Regions from separate parts of the Homo sapiens genome. Here region 1 is linked to region 2. A link is an interaction called in ENCODE POLR2A ChIA-PET data of the cell type or tissue named here. Cell type or tissue: PC-9. All regions are shown on one strand. Each heading gives the region's core, and the rest is flanking DNA. Links, peaks and the distances in the headings are about the cores only.

The links. ChIA-PET counts read pairs that join two places held together with the same protein. Peaks named below come from ENCODE experiments on the same cell type or tissue, not always from the same donor. Only the 100,000 strongest peaks of a DNase experiment are listed, where the experiment ranks them.
Region 1: POLR2A ChIA-PET joins it to region 2 with 14 read pairs; 3 of 35 experiments call an interaction of 5 or more read pairs at or near these places.

What each region holds. Positions count from the first base shown.
Region 1 is chr15:96,336,143-96,341,660 of GRCh38, forward strand. It overlaps NR2F2 (nuclear receptor subfamily 2 group F member 2), which reads left to right. Exons shown (of 3, transcript NM_021005.4): 3 at 1,206-4,116. The coding sequence ends at 1,480. Among named protein-coding and RNA genes, the nearest start is that of SCDAL, 4.0 kb to the right of the region's middle. RefSeq lists a silencer at 4,658-4,952 and enhancers at 4,698-5,217, 5,218-5,518. In PC-9, for the core only: no CTCF peak of the experiment used is centred there; no DNase peak of the experiment used is centred there; H3K4me3 peaks cover 2,379 bases; H3K27ac peaks cover 662 bases.
Region 2 is chr15:95,869,611-95,875,876 of GRCh38, forward strand. No RefSeq gene overlaps it. Among named protein-coding and RNA genes, the nearest start is that of LINC00924, 440 kb to the left of the region's middle. In PC-9, for the core only: no CTCF peak of the experiment used is centred there; a DNase peak (open chromatin) is centred at 3,061; H3K27ac peaks cover 2,520 bases.

The DNA of each region.
Region 1 (5,518 bases), core at 1-5,000, 470 kb after region 2:
GGTCTTTCAAGGAAAAAAAAATGCCTGATACTGTCGTTAACAGTTTAATTTATGACTATTTGCAAAATGTGGAGGCCTGTGTGGAGAATGCAAATCGCCTCACAAAGAGATAAAGGTTCCTGTTATCTGATTCAGAGGGAGACACACAGTTCCGAGGATGCCGAGGGAAGGAGTCCTGTGCAAACAGATCTTTTAGTTCCTGTCCACAGACACCTCTACATTCTGTAGACATGCAGAGTCCTAGATATACATATGAGGAGGTTGCATGTGTGTTCTGGTTCTTGGGGTGGAGGTGGTGGTGGAGATTTTCGAATATCTGTTTTAATGACTCACAATATGCATATGTTAACCCCAGTCTTGTATGGGGAGCCCTGAAAGGTCAGGTCACAACCTGAACCGCCTTTACCAAGAAGCTTCTCATTTCAAAGGCACTTACTGTATTTTCACGTATCAAAAAAGAAAAGTGTTTTCCTGAAGATAACAGGGAGGGGGGATGCTTCTCGGAGGGACCTGGGTTTTAAAAAATAAAGGGGGGTAGGAGAAAAAGGGAGAGAGAAGAAAAAGGGGGAAAAGAAACAGCTCAAATGAACAGAGAGATCACGGTTTGCATGGCTGCCCTTCAATAGGCTAAACTGACAAGATCAGTTTTAAAGGGCCACTTAAATCAGTTTCAAAGACTGGAGAAAAATGAGTCGCCCTCTTTGGGGGGAATCTGAGGCTGGATCGTGGACGCCATTACTCGGGACTGGGCCAGGTTGTCCACCCCCAACCCCCAACCCCTATATAATTATAAGCCAAACTATTATTTACAGAGGAGGAGGGGAGAGAGTGCTGGTAGTTTTGGTTTCTTCTGTTTACTGACTTGGGCCAGACAGACCCAATGCACTTTTGCTTGGGCCTCTCAATGACCCAGGCTAAGGACTCGGGCAGTGAAAGCCTGTAGCACACTGAGCTATGTTTTATTTTAAAGCAAACACTTCCTCAGGACCATCTCTTGCTCTTTCTTCCCCCACCCCGCCTCCCCCCCTTAAGTTTTCAGTACATAGACATTTGCTCCAACTCCGGTTGGGGCAGTTTGACAGAGCTCTGTGCACACACCTCATGTGACCCAATTCAAACCTCTTAATCTGATGACTGAATTCTTCTTCTTCTTCTTCTTCTTCTTTTTCTTCTTCTTCTTCTTCTGTTTTTAAACTTTCTTCCAGATGCCTGTGGTCTCTCTGATGTAGCCCATGTGGAAAGCTTGCAGGAAAAGTCTCAGTGTGCTTTGGAAGAATACGTTAGGAGCCAGTACCCCAACCAGCCGACGAGATTCGGAAAGCTTTTGCTTCGCCTCCCTTCCCTCCGCACCGTCTCCTCCTCAGTCATAGAGCAATTGTTTTTCGTCCGTTTGGTAGGTAAAACCCCCATCGAAACCCTCATCCGGGATATGTTACTGTCCGGCAGCAGTTTTAACTGGCCGTATATGGCAATTCAATAAATAAATAAAATAAGAAGGGGGAGTGAAACAGAGAAAGAAAAGGCAAAAGACTGGTTTGTTTGCTTAATTTCCTTCTGTTAAGAAAGGATATAAAAGGATGTTACAAGTTTGCTAAAAGAAGAGAGGGGAAGAATTTAATGGACTGTGAATTTCAAAAAAAAAAAAAAAGACTGTCAAATGAACTTTTACAGAATGCATTAAAAAAAAAAAAAAACTCCTGTGTCGGTCAGAACAACTTGCTACTTATCATTTTTGTATAAAAAGGAAATTAGTCTTTTTCTTTTTTTGGTAAATTTTTGAAAAATATTGCTAAAAGTGCATTTAAGGAGATTGGGAGACAATTAGCAGAATGGAGAAAGTAAGTCTTTTTTTTTTCCAAATTATTAATTGTCCTGTGTCTATGTACCTCTAGCTGTTCTTTTTTGTACTTTTCTGGTTCCAAACCAGTTTATTCTGTGGTTCTATAATAAGTTTTGATATAATCTTGGCTTCTTAAAAACTGTGTATCATTAAAATATATGTTCTGCAAGAATTAAAACTGAGTCCATGAAAATACCATAGGAAGACATAAAACTTTAAAAGGCAACTCAAAGATGATGGAAACGCACTTACAAGTGGTGACCAAAATTTTTAGGTGAAGTCGAGCACTCTAATTAGAGAACTGGAGGAACCACATATAACACTTAACTTCCCCTACCCTGCCCCTCCCCAAAAGAAACCATGACAAACCTAGCTTTTAAAAAATATTTTAAGAAAGAGAATGAACTGTGGAATTTATTGGCAGCCAAGGAATGTGTCCAAGACACATGCTGAGGTTTTGAATAAAAAGTGAACTTTTGTAATTTGAATTGGGTCCCGCTTAGTTCTTGAATTGTTATGAAAATCCTATATCTGTTTGTATATTTGCAAACCCTTTGTATTATAATTGTTGATATTTTCCCTTTTTAAAAAATACCATTGAAATCAGCATGACAAAAATAACACTGTTGGCACTTATAGGTAACGTGATTGATTCAGTATCTTAGAGTTTACAGTTTGTGTTTTAAAAAAACTGAAGGTTTTTTTTTTAAGTGCAACATTTCTGTATACTGTAAAAGTTATAATAACTGAACTGTTTGGTCGAGTCTTTGTGTGTTATATTCCAAGGAAAATTGAAAGTATTCAGAAATTAAAATATTATTTGATATCTGAAACCTGGCTGTCCCCACTCACTGTCTTTACATCTAGAAGAGCCCCTGTGAGCTCTCGCTTAGCTGGCCGGGCGGGGGGTGGTGGGGGGGGGCATTTGTTTACTCCCCTCAGTCAGTTTGTTCAAAGGTGGACTACTGTATTTGCCTGTTTAATTTGGGTGTGTGTGTGTTGGGGGGGGAGCTGAAGTTAATGGTTTATCTATGGTTTAGGAAGTGCCATACTGATATAGTAAACCACCCCCATTCACCTAATCCTCCTTTTAATTAAAAATGGATTTTCCAGGAAAAAAAAAAAGGCCCTTATATTTGTCACACTTAAGTGCCTGCTTAGGGAAGGTATTGTGAAAAAGTATTAGAAATCTTGAGATCAGTATCTATTTTATGATCAGAAAAAAATACTCTTTTGTACATTTCTGACAGTTACTCAGAAGATCGTTCAAGCAAGCTAATCACAGCATTGTAACTAGAGGACAGTTGTTTGCAGTGAGTTTTTCCTTAAGTAGGTACGATTTTTTAAAATATTCTGTGATTCTACTCTAGCGTGGTTGTTGAGAGAGTTTCAAATTCAGTGATACAGGTTCTAAGACTGAAAGGTCTACTTTTAATGTATATATGATAACTTGCAGTTGGTTTCCCTCTCCCCTCCCCCCCTTTACCTTCAGTCTGTGAGAGCATGACCACAGGGTCAAGGGAATCTTTTCCATTGGAGTTATGTACATAAAAACACATCGACATTTTGACATTTCAGATTGTGTGGCTACAATCTGTACTGCTCTTGGGATCCTTTGTCCTTAGAAGCCAAATTAAGGAAGAGAAAGCAGGACAGAGAAAAAGAAAGAAGGAAGGAGGGAAACTTTACAGGGTGTGCTGATTTGGAAGTAGTAACTATTTCTTTTGGAGTCTTTTTTTCATTTTTCCTCTTTCTCTTTTCCTGGTTTGGAGGAAGCTCGGTGCTGGGAGCTTGCAATTTTGTTCTTATTCAAGGTTTCCAACCCACCCCCCCACCGCCAGTACTTCATCATGTTGTGGTTTAATTCTAATTGGTGGGGGGGGGGGAGGACTAGTGAGGGAGGTGAAAGAACAGGGATAATTTTGTAAAGTGTATTAAACGTTAATATTCAGATCCAGTCAATACATGCAGACCAGTAAAATCTGATTTGTGCAGAGTTCTCCATCTGACTCTCACTTATTTCTGTAGATATATACATATATAAATACAAGTATGTTCTTACGGCACAGTATTGCTGACCTTTAGTTCGAGGTTTTGTCGGTTGTTGTTGATTTTCTTCCTCTTGCAAGTGCTATCCATGTGAGTGTGTGAAGTTTCTCTAATAAGTAAAACACAGGCCCTTTTCCTTGTTTGTTTTGTGTTAGTTTATTGTAAACAGCCATTTGTTGTAAATTATTATTGGCATTAAATTATAATTTATGATTTTCAAAGCAAAAGACAATCCCTGTTTTATTATGCTTTAAGCATGTGTTCTAGACGTTGGAAATCTCTCTCGCACTCTTAAGTTTAAGCAATGAGCTTGGGGTCTGCGAGGCAGAAAAACAGGACCCAAAATTTTTCAACCGGTTAAAACAAACCCCCTTGTATATGTTTAGAGTGGCCGGAGGAGGATCTGTTTAGAGTCTTGAGTTCGGTTTAAGTTTATTGCATTTAAAGAAAGTTTTTCTTTTCACGCTGAGTTAGAACAAAAGATCTTTGCTGCGACTGAATTGGACAAAAGACGAGGGCTGGGACCCAGCGAGCGCGTTCTGTGTGAAATTGACGAGATCTTTAAAAAAGCTGCTAAACATGGCGACTCTTTCCCTTTAAGTGTCTCTTTTTCCTTGCTGGGTTTTTTTTTTTTTTTTTTTTTCATCTGATCTGAGCTCGCTTTATTTCTTTTCCCAACCCCGCTCCCCCTCCTCCTCGTGGCGCTCGGGGGTGTGAGAGAACCCAGTTAGACGCGAAATGCAACAATAGTGCAAGGAGAGAGAGGGGCGCTCGCTGCTTCTCGCCACTTTCAAACAAACCTGGGGGAAGATTGAGCCCGGGGGGGATTCCAGCCTGCTCGCTCGGCTCGCGGTCGCCCTGCCTCGGCCTTTCACCATTAGCTCTCCCTGGGCCGCGAGGAGCTGGGGCTCAAAGTTAGCGGGCGACGTCCGAGGCTTAGCCTCTAGCCGGCTGCAGGGACGGGGGCCTGGAGTTGGCAGCTGCTACGGGAAAGTGCCTGCCCCCCAGCCCCCGCCCCCACTTACGTGCGGCAGAATTCCGCCAGCGCCCCGGGAAAGTCCGGGGTGCCGGGCGCGCGGAGCTGCACTCCTGGGATGTGCATTAAGCGGCGACAGGCGGGGGGGGCGAGGGCGGGGGCGGGGGGCGGTCAGGGGGAGCTCGAGCGTGTGAAACTCTGCCTCGAATCTCGCTTTTGACTTGGTCCTATGAGCTGAGCCAACATGGCGTCTCCCACTGCACCGCGAGCGCCGGGCTGCCAGGCTCGGCAGGGCCGGGTAATAGAAAACACATTGGTTACCAAAAAGAAAAAAAGGAGGGCGGGGGGCGCTAAAGGCCATTCCGTCTGCAGGCAGAAAACCCTTTTTTAAACTCTTGCTGGCAAGTGAGTCCGGTCCTCGGTTCTTTAATTAAAGCAACAGAATTCGTAAGGAAAATATTGGTAACGCTGTACCTTCTCCCCTCCCCCTCCCATATTCAGGAGAGTTGATTTCCTGTCCCCTCTCCTTCCAAGAACCAAATTAGAAAAATAAAAAGTCTGTATCCGCAAATGATCTTAAATGTTTGAATGGTATAGGGGGATGGGAAGAGGACGGTCTTTACAGACCTCGGTCAGTTCTCGCGCTCATTAAT
Region 2 (6,266 bases), core at 736-5,735:
ATTCTTTCTTCACTTTACTAATGTAGCTCCAGCTTTGAATCTTAAGCTTTATCCATTAAATCCTTGTAATTGAGAAAAAAAAAAAGAAAACTGGGTTTGACCTGATGAATCCTAAACGTTTTAACAATGTGTTGAAGAGCCAAAAGAAAGATGATAGATAGACAGATAGAGATAATTTAATCATATACTTGAAGTAAAAATAGATTTTCAAGGCAGAAATATTTTCACACATCTCCCAACACAAGATTTGAGATTGCTCAAATAAGAAAATTCATTTTCTATCAAGTAAATCTTTGATTGTAATTACAAATAATTCAGAATTCCACCCAGGGTATGTGTGGGGGGTGTGTGTGTGTGTGTGAAAGCTTAGGCTGAGGGATGTGGGTTATGAGAATCGAGAGCTGTGGTTTTACATCGTCCCTGTGTTTTGCACGTATTTGTGGATCACAAGTCTTCCTTGGCTGTGAATTCTCATTCACTCTCCTGCCTTCTACCATCATGCAGCGAAGGCTGTTCCAGCCAGGGATGCTGAGAGACAGGGGTCATCCTCTATTCTATCAGCCCACTAGCCTCCCCTCCTTTTCAGAATAAAGTAGCAAACTGCTGGCTTTTAGTGTGGCCCCTGTGGCAATTCTGAGAAAAGGACCAGCTTTCGTTTTAATGTGATTGTAAAATGTCTAGAGATGCTTAGCTATAAGGCACTATAAAAGTTTAAGATATTATTGTTAAAAGGACACAGTAAGGCTATTCATGGCAAAGGTTCATCCGAGTGCAAAAGCACAGGGGCTGAACAAGTAGGAGGAGAATTCAGGAAGGTTTCTGTTGTTGTTGATGATGTTTTTATTTTCATTTCCAAGCCTTTCTGTCAACAATTTTACAGGCTACAGCTATCTGAGGTGCTACAAATGGGGGCTTTACATCAGCTTTTCTTTGTACAGGAAAATTGTAATTTAATTGAACTGAAAAGCCTAGAAGTATACATCATCCACAGAATAAGCAAAGGTTGCAAGGTGAATTTATTAAGCCACAGATAAAACATCATGTTCCTTATTCTGGCCCTCAATTCTTTCTGACTTTGCTTCATTCCTTAGACATGCTGTTTTGGTGATTGCAAATGCTTTTTAGACCACATCTTTGCAAATATCTATATGATGTGAACCCTGGCAGCTTGGCATTCCATGACACTTCCTTCTATCTTAAAAACACTGCCTCAACACAGTGCTTCTGAATTTGCTACAGCAGTGGGGTAGAGAGGAGAGAAGAGAATATTGGCTCTTCTGTACTTTCACCTTCCAGTAGAACACATGGGCTCCCCTTGCATTTCTTTGGCCAAAGCAAATCGCACAGCCATGGGTGACTTTCAGTAAAATCCTTTTGTATGGTTGGGCAGAGGAAGAGAACCAGGAACATCACTGAGCAACAGGAACAACTACTATGGGAGGCCACACAGAAGAGGGAAGAACAAGGCAGATACAGAACAGACATAGATGAAACCCTGTGCAAAGACCCTGCGTGGGGATGGAGCATGGAAAGGATTGTAAACCATGACAGGAAATAGGTTTGGAATGGCAGGTAGAAGTCAGATGGTGCAGTGTCCATTACACTATGTTCCCTACGTTTAGCAAATATTCAGTAAATATCCACAATGTGCCCACTGTTATTCTAGTTACTTCATTCAATATAGCACTTGATCCTCACCAATCAAATTCCACATTTTATTAAATCTAAGATCCCATCCACCGTAAATCAAACCCTTAGTGTATGTATTATTAGGCAAGAAAAGAAAAAAGGAAAAACCACTGCCAATGAAACTATGGAAATACACTTTCTTACCACTTAGAATGCTTATGTTATACTTGAGAAGGCTCTTATAAGACCCGAGTATTTCTGTCATCTATCATTCTTGTGTATGTATATGTGTGTGTGTGTGCTTGCCTATATATGCAAAATAAATGACTTAAGAAATTCCTAATACTTTTTTACATTCAGAGCATGACTGTACTGAATCACTTATTTACTCCAAATCATTGATGTCAGTGTCGGAGTCTTCACTTCCAGTATTGCACTCTATGCCGTCACAGGGCAAATGCCAAAACTGGGGTTCAGCCCAGGAAGCCACACGGGTTCTTGGCTTTGCACGGGAAGAAATTCAAGCAGGAGCCCACAGAGTAAAGTGAAGACAAGTTTAATAGATTAAAGGAATACAAGGGTGGCCACTCCATAGCAGACAGCCCCAAGGGCTGCTGGCTATTTTTATGGTTATTTCTTGATCGTATGCTAAACAAAGGGTGAATTATTTGTAAGTTTTCCAGGAACGGAGCTGGGAATTCTGGGAACTGAGAGTTCCTCTCCCTTTCAGACCATATAGGGTAACTTACTGTGTCCGGAGTTGGCTCCTTCCAGTGGGTTCGTGGTCTCGCTGACTTCAAGAATGAAGCCACAGACCCTTGCAGTGAGTGTTACAGCTCTTAAAGGTGGTGTGGACCCAAAGAGTGAGCAGCAGTTAAGATTTGTTGTGAAGAGCAAAAGAACAAAACTTCTACGGTGTGGAAGTAGACCCGGGCAGGTTGCGCTGCTGGCTGTGGGGAGGGGGGAGTGGCCAGCTTCTTTTATTCCCTGGCTTTGTCCCCGCCCATGTCCTGCTGATTGGTCCATTTTACAGAGCGCTGACTGGTGCGTTTTACAATCCTCTTGTAAGACAGAAAAGTTCTCCAAGTCCCCACTCTACCCAGGAAGTCCAGCTGGCTTCACCTCTCATTACAGATGTTGCCATGGCATTTGTAAGCTGTCATTACACTGGTGCCAGTTTCCTTTCATATCCTAATGTATTATAATTAGCACATAATGAGCAAAGAGAACAACCAGCGGTGGCTGTCATCACCATCTTGGTTTTGGCAGGTTTGGCCACTTCTTTACTGCATCCTGTTTTATCAGCAGAGTCTTTGTGACCTGTATATTGTGAAACCAGGCCTGCCGAATACCTATCTCAATGCCATAAAGGGAGATGGTGATGAACTCTTTTAAGAAAATAACTATGCACCACCAGTGCTGGACTCCCAGGCCAGCTCTGCAGTAATGAAGACGCAGCCTGCTCTTGACTCCCACTTCAGGAATGTTGCTAAGCATGCTTGATTTGTCATCTCACCCTACTCTCTCTCCCTACCTATTTGGTTTCTAATAATTAGAAGGGAGCTCACTATAGTTTCTGACATTTTTTTCCAAGTCATTAACAATCATTCTGCTAGTTTTGAGGCTGAAGATTTTGATGTTTACACATCTGCAAGCTGAGGCAATTAGACCACAACTGCCACCTGGAAAGCCATGATTATAAGATACCTTCTATGGTAGGGCACAGTCTGCTTTCAAGATTGTTAAAATGTGAGAAAATACTAGAATTGAATAAATATGGTAGTCACGTGTACTGAGTCCTTACTTGTGCCAGACATTGAATTAATAACTATAGATTAACTCATTTAATCTTGGTAACATGTCAAAGTAGATGTATCTACCTACCTCCAGAGGAAGAATTTCCCAAACCGAGGCTCTTGATAAGAAAAAAACTATAATCTGAACCTTAATTTGTCTAGTTCTCAGCGTTACAATATGAGGCTGTGGGGAGAAATAATCACAAGCAATTTACAGGCGGCAAAGGAAAACTCAAGGCTGTTGAGTGATTTTGCTTACTCTATGTGGCAAAATTGGGATTATTGTTCAATATTCTTTTACTTGGCCTATGAAGATGCAATCTAGATCTATGCTGTATGTAATTACAACCTACATTTCAGGTCTGGATTGTAAACCTTTCCCAAATAGAGAAATTGAACAGGGAAAATATGGTTGTGTTTTTCCTTTGGGACTTGTTGCAATGGCAATGCCAAATACAGAGAGTTACAAATACCTTTCTTCTTGCTGTCAAGAGGGTTACCTTGGTCAGAACCCCAAAGGCACGTTTCCCCGTGCTCCATGGTCAGGGTTGGGGTGAACACAGTATGCCCAGGTGTGAATCTTCTGTGAATTTCTCCGGAGTCTCTCAGTGTCACTTATATTTGGCTCACCTCTGACCCACCTTCTAGAAGGCTAGTCCCCTTCCTGAATATATACTCCTTCTTTCTGGGTCAAATGTAGAGAGAGTGAGGAAGTTAATTGGATCCTGGATATCCTTGTAAGGGTTTTTGACAGCTTCAGCTATTCCACAATTCCAGCCCACCGTTCACATTGCTATGAAATGAATACTTACACCCAGTGGTTAATCTATGTTTCTCCATTAGATCCTATCAACAAGGTGAAATTACCCATTAAGAAAAGCCTACCTTGAGGTGAAAAAAACATAGTTTTTCTGCTTCTGTTGCAAACCCCCACAGGAAACTGATGAATTCAATTTCAAACCCAAATTGAGAAATTTAAGCTCAAATTCCATTTCCTTTCAGCTCAAATTAGACATTTTTATGCAAATAAAATGAAATAAGGGCTTAAGGATGGTTTAAAAAAAAAAATTCACTGGGTATTTTGGACACCAAAAATGTTAAAAATAGTAATAAAAGAAGAGTTCAATGAGTTAAGTGTAAATAAATCAGGAACATATGGGTCAAATTTTCTTAATATACACTCGGGCTTAAAATTAAGTGAAATGTACAAGGAAACACTTTTTCTGGTGGTGATGAAACAAGAACATTTGAAAAGAAATTGGCAATATTTGAGAAATCTCAAGTACAGCCAATTCCGCCCATCTCTTGGTGACAAAAACCTGGAGACCATACAGTCATCATTAGGGAAGGGATACAGTGTCCTAATTGAGGACATTGGAGAAAGAATTTTTTTTTTTTCCGCAGAGCTTTAACTCTTATGTGTACATAATTATTTCATTCTGGTTAAAAAAAAGTAGAGACATACGCTAAAAATGTTCTGACTTGGCTTCTCATGGTATATTAAAAGCATACTGTAGAGGAACAGACTTAAAGTTTGGGGGTTTAACCCCAGGGAGAGAAAATTATGGTTCTTTCCATTTATCCATGAACCCTGCAGCTGGTAAGACTGCACTCTGTTAGTAATTACACTGAACAGATGAGGGACTTTTTAATTTTTTTTTTATTTTGACCTGCAGTTAAACAAAATTTGCTTGTTTTATTTTTGGTTTAAAAATGATGAGGCAGCACCAACCCCAGTTTCACCCCAGAGCTGTTGATTTTTCCCCCTCCTTCCTAATTTGTTTCAGACTATGAGTGCACAGAGTTCCATTTTAGTGGGAAACATTTGCTGCCAAGACCTTCAGGGGTTTTATCTGCAGTTTATTTTGTTAACTACAAGTTTAAGATTGTTGTGAGTTGTTATTTTTTTTTTCTATCACACTTTGAAACAGAAAAGTTCATCTTTTGCTTTTAGGAAACAGGTTTAAAACAAAACAGAGGGAAAGATGAGTTTGGAGTCTTCTAAAAATCAACAAAGGACTGAAACCAATGGTGGCTATAAAGAGGCATAATAAAATAATACAAATGAATTCACTGCCTTAAAGGTTTAGCGCATAGTACGCACTCCACTCCCACCCTTCCCGTTGTAATTCAAATTTAACACTAATAAAAGAGAGGAACTAAAGATAATTGGCTAGAATCAAGCATTACATATCAGGCATTTCACAAGCTGACCCAGCTAAGCAACTGCAACTCAATGCATTTCAACTTACGAGTTCAGAACAAAAAACAATGGTTCATGAGGTGGAAAGAATGTGGTACAACACCCCATGGCCCTGGCTGGTATTTATAAAGTTTTGGCAAAATTTCATAACAAATTTTAAAATAATGTGAAAGTGGCCTGTTTCCGGTTTCTACCATGCACCATGCCCGTCATGAGGATGTTGTGGTTGGGGCAAATATCCAAAGATTTGCCTGGCAACAGAAATGGAACAGACTGACTGCAAATAATCCTCACGTTTGCACAGTGCCCTTTGCTTTTATGTTTCAAAGACCTTTCACATAGATCCTTCCATTTGATCTCACAAGAAGCCTAGTAGACCTGGCTGGTGTTGTTTTGCTGCTGATGAAACCAAGATAAAGAGAGATGAGAGACTTGCTCAAGGGCACAAGTCAAAGAGGATTATGACAGAAAAATTAAACCCATTTTTCCAGCTCAAGACCAAAGAATTCTCCATTAATATTTATATGGGGAATAGCTACACCAAATCCTTTTTTTTTTTCACTCCCTTTTCCCTCCTCTCTATAGGTCTTCTACTGTCTGTCACTACAGTCACACAGGATTTCGTGGGTGTCCCCAAG